Linked DNA regions of Homo sapiens: region 1 is linked to region 2. Evidence: read pairs that join two places in POLR2A ChIA-PET (ENCODE). Cell type or tissue: endothelial cell of umbilical vein. All regions are shown on one strand. Links, peaks and the distances in the headings refer to the core of each region. The heading gives the core; the rest is flanking DNA.

Region 1 (2,912 bases), core at 104-2,603, 270 kb after region 2:
GATGGAGATGCCAGCTCCAGTGAAGGCGAGATGCGGGTCATGGACGAGGACATCATGGTAGAATCAGGTGAGAGGTTCGGGCTGGGGCGAGGGGTTTGAGGGTGTTGTGGATCCAACAGCTCAGGCAGAATACCAAACAAACCTTTTTTTCCCCAGGTGATGACTCATGGGATCTGATCACATGTTACTGTCGAAAGCCCTTTGCAGGGCGGCCCATGATTGAGTGCAGCCTGTGTGGGACGTGGATCCACCTCTCCTGTGCTAAGATTAAGAAGACCAACGTCCCCGACTTCTTTTATTGCCAGAAATGCAAGGAACTGAGGCCAGAGGCCCGGCGGTTAGGGGGGCCTCCCAAATCTGGAGAGCCCTGATGGCACCAACTTTAGCCTGGAACTTCCAAATGACAACATGATTTGGGAACTGAGCCTCAGGGTCCTCAGCCTATCCCCTGGAGCTTGGATACTGTCTGCACTTCAAGGCAGGAATTCTCAAGGGAGACTTGTTTGAAAATGAGTGTCTCACTTTCCCACCCTATCCTTCCTCCCCACTCTGTGGACTTGAAATTGAATCCATTACGGTTGGGGATGGGAGGCTGTCTGTGTCCCGACACATAATCTCTGTCTCTTGGACCTGCCACCATCACTTTCTGGGTCAGGATTGGAATTGGGATGGAATGGGACAGTTGTCTATAAAACTCTAGTGTAAATATTAGCACTCCCCTCCCTCATCTTTTCTTCTATTTCACTCCCCATTTATTTTCTTCTACACCGGTTGTATTTTTAATTTTGGACTTCCCCTATTGGGCATGGCAGCTCAAAGGTGGAGTACTAGAGCCTGGCCAAGTGAGGAAGGAAAGCAGAAAGGTGACGATTCTCACTCACCTCTTTTGTTTTTAATAATATCGGCCGCTGTTTGTACAGACAGCCTGCGTGTTGTAAATAAAGCAGAGTGGGCTCTTTTGTGTTTATAGCCCTCACTGTCCTGCTCGGGAGGGAGGCTTTGGTGGCTGAAGACTAGCTGGAGGTGGGGCTGAAACCCACGTCTCAAAGTCCAATCTGAAGATATCACAGCACTGGGCCTTTCCCACCCCAAGACAAGTAAGCCACCTTAGAGCTTTCATTGTATTTGGCCCTCCCCACTCGAGTCTAGGAACCCCCACAGTCCCCACCTTCACTCCCTGCACGCACACTCCTGCGGGTCAGAGTTGCTTCGTGCTCCATCGTGGGTGGGGTAAAGCGGGGTGGGAGCCGATGGTCCGTTTCCTGAAGGCACAGGCCAGCTTAGCCTGGGTGCTCAGAGGACCTCGGCTGGGGTACACGTTTGGGGGCTGGGAGACCGTTGCTGAAGGCAGCGATCATGTGGCGGGGGCACTAGGCGGAGTCAGACGGTCACGTGATTGGGAGGGGATCACGTGACGGAGGGCGGCTGAGGAGCGCGGGGTGGCTGCCTTTAAGTCACGTGACATGAGGAGAGGTGGGCGGGTACCTGGAGGAAGCTCGCGGCGTCGGTGGCGGTGGCGCGCGGCGGCCGCTGAGACCGGGGCTTTGAGTCGCACCCCGCGGCCCGCCCCCCGCCGCCACCCTCGCAGATCCGTGCTTTTTCCCCTTTGCTTCTCTCCCGTACTGGGTCAGTCCTGTCCGCGCTCGCGCGTCGGTTTGCGGGTGTGCGCAGGCGCGGCAGGGGCCATTAGCCCTTTGGGTGGGCGGTGGAGCCCGGGAGCGCGCGGGCGAGACCATGGCGGGTAGCAGCACTGGGGGCGGTGGGGTTGGGGAGACGAAGGTGATTTACCACCTGGATGAGGAAGAGACTCCCTACCTGGTGAAGATCCCTGTCCCCGCCGAGCGCATCACCCTCGGCGATTTCAAGAGCGTCCTGCAGCGGCCCGCGGGCGCCAAGTACTTTTTCAAGTCTATGGATCAGGATTTCGGGTGAGCGCAAGGCCTAGATAGGACCGGCGGGGGCTTTGCTAGAGTGGATTGGGCGACATGGAGGGGCACACGTCTACTTTGGGCCACACTGGGATTTTCTGGCCTATGGTGGAGCAGATTGTACTATGCTGAGGTAGGTTGACTATCCCAGGATGGACAAGGTTATGCTTGGATAGATTGAGGCACACGGACAGACTAGGATATCCTAAACCAGATTAGACAAGATTAGGCTTTACTGGAATAGGTGGGGGCATACTGGTTTATGTTGGAGTATTCTAGTCTGTACTGAGTAAATTGATCCATTGTCTGGTTGTTTAGTACGTTCTCAGGAGTCCTGTAACGCCTGTAATCCCAGCACTTTGGGAGGCTGAGGCGGGCGGATCACGAGGTCAGGAGATCGAGGCCATCCTGGCTAACACGGTGAAACCCCATCTCTACTAACTAAAAATACAAAAAATTAGCCGGGCGTGGGGGCACGCGCCTGTAGTCCCAGCTACTTGGGTGGCTGAAGCAGGGAGAATCTCTTGAACCTGGGAGGCGGAGGTTGCAGTGAGCCGAGATCGCGCCACTGCACTCCAGCCTGGGCGACAGTGCGAGACTCCGTCTCAGAAAAAAAACAAAAAACACTTGGGCCATTATGGACTCTACTGGGTTGTATTGGTTAATCCTGGTTTCTCTTGGGGCAAGACTTGGTTTTATTGGAGCACTCGGTATAGGGGCAGACAAGGCTGTTGGGGCCTGTGCTAGCACAGGCAGCCGTATTGGGATGTTCCAATCTAGACTGGTGCAGACAGCTGCGTGTGGGGGCATTGTAGGCTGTGCTAGAATAGATTGGGCTATCCTAGGGTAATTTGGGACATTCAGGGCTATCTTGGACTAGATTGGCGTGTAAATAATGCAGAGAAAGCCCTTTTGTGTTTATGGTCTTTGGGGCTGAGCCTTCTGGGTCCTCAACCTCTGCTTTTTTTTTTTTTTTTTTTTGAG
Region 2 (2,912 bases), core at 96-2,595:
ACTGCTTTAACTTCCTAAAGCAGTTGTACCTTTTCTACTAGCAATGTATGAGGGTTCTAATTTTTCCACATCCTTGTCAACACTTGTTATTATCTGTGTTTTGGATTACAGTCATCCTAGTGCATGTGAAGTGGCACATCACTCTGGTTTCATTTGCATTTCCCTGATGGCTAATGATGTTGAGTATCTTTTCATGCACTTACTGATCATTTACATGAATAGTACTCTTCTTTGGGGAAACATGTTTTTTTTATTATTTATTTATTTATTTATGTATTTTTTAGTAGAGACGGGGTTTCACCGTCTTAGCCAGGATGGTCTCAATCTCCTGACCTCGTGATCTGCCCGCCTCGGCCTCCCAAAGTGCTGGGATTACAGGCGTGAGCCACTGCGCCCAGCCTGTTTTTTTATTTTATTACTATTTTTGAGACAGAGTCTCACTCTTGTTGCCCACGCTGGAGTGCAATGGCACTATCTCGGCTGATCGCAACCTCCACCTCCCAGGTTCAAGCGATTCTCCTGCCTCAGCCTCCCGAGTAACTGGGATTACAGGCATGTGCCGACATGCCCGGCTAATTTTGTATTTTTAGTACAGACGGGGTTTCTCCATGTTGATCAGGCTGGTCTCAAACTCCCAACCTCAGGTGATCCACCCGCCTCAGCCTCCCAAAGTGTTAGGATTACAGGCGTGAGCCACCACGCCCAGCCAGGAAACATTTGTTGAAATCCTTTGAGACTTTTTATTGTTGACTTTTTATTGTTATAGTCCTTTATATATTCTTTATGTATGGCCCTTATCAGATGATTTCCAAATATTTTCTCCCATTCTCTGTGTTATCTTTTTACTTTCTTGATAGTGTCCTACGAAGCATTAAGTTTTAAATTTTGATGAAGTCCAATTCATCTATTTTTTCCTTTGGATGCTTATGCTTTTGGTGTCATACCTAAGAATTCACTGCTAAGCCACAGTCATGAAGATTTATTCAAGTTTCCTTATAAGAGTTTTATAGTGTTAGCTCTTCAATTTAGGCATTTTGAGAGTTTTTGTACATGGTATGAGGTAGGAATCCAACTTCATTCTCTTGCATGTGGATATCTAGTTGCCCTAGCACCATTTGCTAAAAAGAGTATTCTCACCCCATTTAATTAAATTGGGACTCTTGCAAAAAATCAAGTGACCATAAATGTGAGGGTTTATTTCTGGACTCTCAATTCTACTCTATCAGTCTTTATACGTATCCTCATGACAGAAGCACAGTCTTGTTTACTGTAGCTCTGTAGTAAGTTGTGAAATCAGGAATGTGAGTTCTCCAAACTTTTGCTACTTTTAAATATTGTTTTGGCTATTCTATATCCCTTGCATTTCCATATGAATTTTAACATCAGCTTAATAAATTTCTGAGAAAAAGCCAGTTGGAATTTTGATAGGGATTATATTGGATCTATAGCTTATTTTGGGAAGTATATTAACAATATTAATATTCAACAATATTAAGTCTTCCAATCCATGAATATGAGAGGTCTTTCATTTAGGGTTTTTTTTTTTTTTTTTTGATACAGTCTCACTCTTGTTGCCCAGGCTGGAGTGCAATGGTGCAATCTCGGGTCACCGCAACCTCCATCCCCGGGTTCAGGTGATTCTCCTGTCTCAGCCTCCAGAGTAGCTGGGATTACAGGCATGTGCCACTATACCCTGCTAATTTTGTATTTTTAGTAAAGGTGGGGTTTCTTCCTGTTGGTAAGGCTGGTCTTGAACTCCTGACCTCAGGTGATCTGCCCACCTCGGCCTCCCAAAGTGCTGGGATTACAGGCATAAGCCACTGCACCCGGCCTCATTTAGGTCTTTTACAATTTCTTTCAGCCATGTTCTATGGTGTTCCCTAATACATTTTTAATTATTTAATTTATAAAAACTGACTTACAGTAAACAGGTTCAGAGGTACGCCTGTAACAGTGCTTTACCCTCTTACTATCCTATAAAATCCTTAAAGCCAGTGAAAGCACATTCCAATAGCCATAAATCTTTTTTTCTATTTACTCTCTCCAACTCCCTTTTTGAGACGGAGTCTTGCTCTGTTGCCCAGGCTGGAGTGCAAAGGCGCACTCTTGGCTCACTGCAACCTCTGCCTCCTGTGTTCAAGCGATTCTCCTGCCTCAGCGTCCTGAGTAGCTGGGATTATAGGCACACGCCACCACGCCCGGCTAATTTTTGTATTTCACCCTTGTTTCACCATGTTGGTCAGGCTGGTCTCGAACTCCTGACCTTGTGATCTGCCTGCCTCGGCCTCCCAAAGTGCTGGGATTATAGGTGTGAGCCACCCCACCTAGCCCCAATTCCCTATCTTTATCTAAATTAGACCCTGCACACAGCAGAGAGTGTAGAGAAAAAAAAAAAGAACAATTCTCCTATGTCATATCCCAGTCATGCCACTTACTTCCTATATGACCATCACACAATCCAGTCACTCTCTCCAAGCCTCAGTTTTTGTCTCTGCAACATGGGACTAACAAACCCTCCCCTACTAGGAGTGTATTAAAGCCATGATGGTATAAAGCGATAATGGGCCAAACACAGGACTTGGTAAGGTACAAGCAGTCTCTCCATGAATGAGAGCTATTATTAGGTGGGACAGAACCTACAGAACCTATTCTGTAGGTTGTGGACAGAAGTGGGCTGCTCTTGGAAACCACAGAAGTCAACAGGTAAAAGGAGGAAAAGAAGACTGCTGTGAAGAGCACAACACTCACAATGGCTTGGTTGAACTTGGACTCAATCTCCCCAAGCAGCCAGTCGAAGGCCTCCCCACTGAGCCGAAACTCCTCTGCCATGCGGCGGGAACACAACGTGGACCGCAGGTGGATGTTGAAGAGCAGCGTGGCATTTTCCTGGGCCTGTCGACTTAGTGGGTCAT

What was found. Peaks named below come from ENCODE experiments on the same cell type or tissue, not always from the same donor. Only the 100,000 strongest peaks of a DNase experiment are listed, where the experiment ranks them.
Region 1: POLR2A ChIA-PET joins it to region 2 with 6 read pairs; 3 of 35 experiments call an interaction of 5 or more read pairs at or near these places.

What each region holds. Positions count from the first base shown.
Region 1 is chr17:7,233,085-7,235,996 of GRCh38, reverse strand. DVL2 (dishevelled segment polarity protein 2) reads left to right here and starts at 1,480. Exons shown (of 15, transcript NM_004422.3): 1 at 1,480-1,928. The coding sequence starts at 1,735. PHF23 (PHD finger protein 23) reads left to right here. Exons shown (of 5, transcript NM_024297.3): 4 at 1-67; 5 at 157-959. The coding sequence ends at 371. RefSeq lists an enhancer at 1,283-1,332 and a silencer at 1,443-1,742. In endothelial cell of umbilical vein, for the core only: no CTCF peak of the experiment used is centred there; a DNase peak (open chromatin) is centred at 1,446; H3K4me3 peaks cover 1,644 bases; H3K27ac peaks cover 478 bases.
Region 2 is chr17:7,503,628-7,506,539 of GRCh38, reverse strand. It overlaps POLR2A (RNA polymerase II subunit A), which reads right to left. Exons shown (of 30, transcript NM_000937.5): 19 at 2,749-2,912. Among named protein-coding and RNA genes, the nearest start is that of POLR2A, 21 kb to the right of the region's middle. In endothelial cell of umbilical vein, for the core only: no CTCF peak of the experiment used is centred there; no DNase peak of the experiment used is centred there.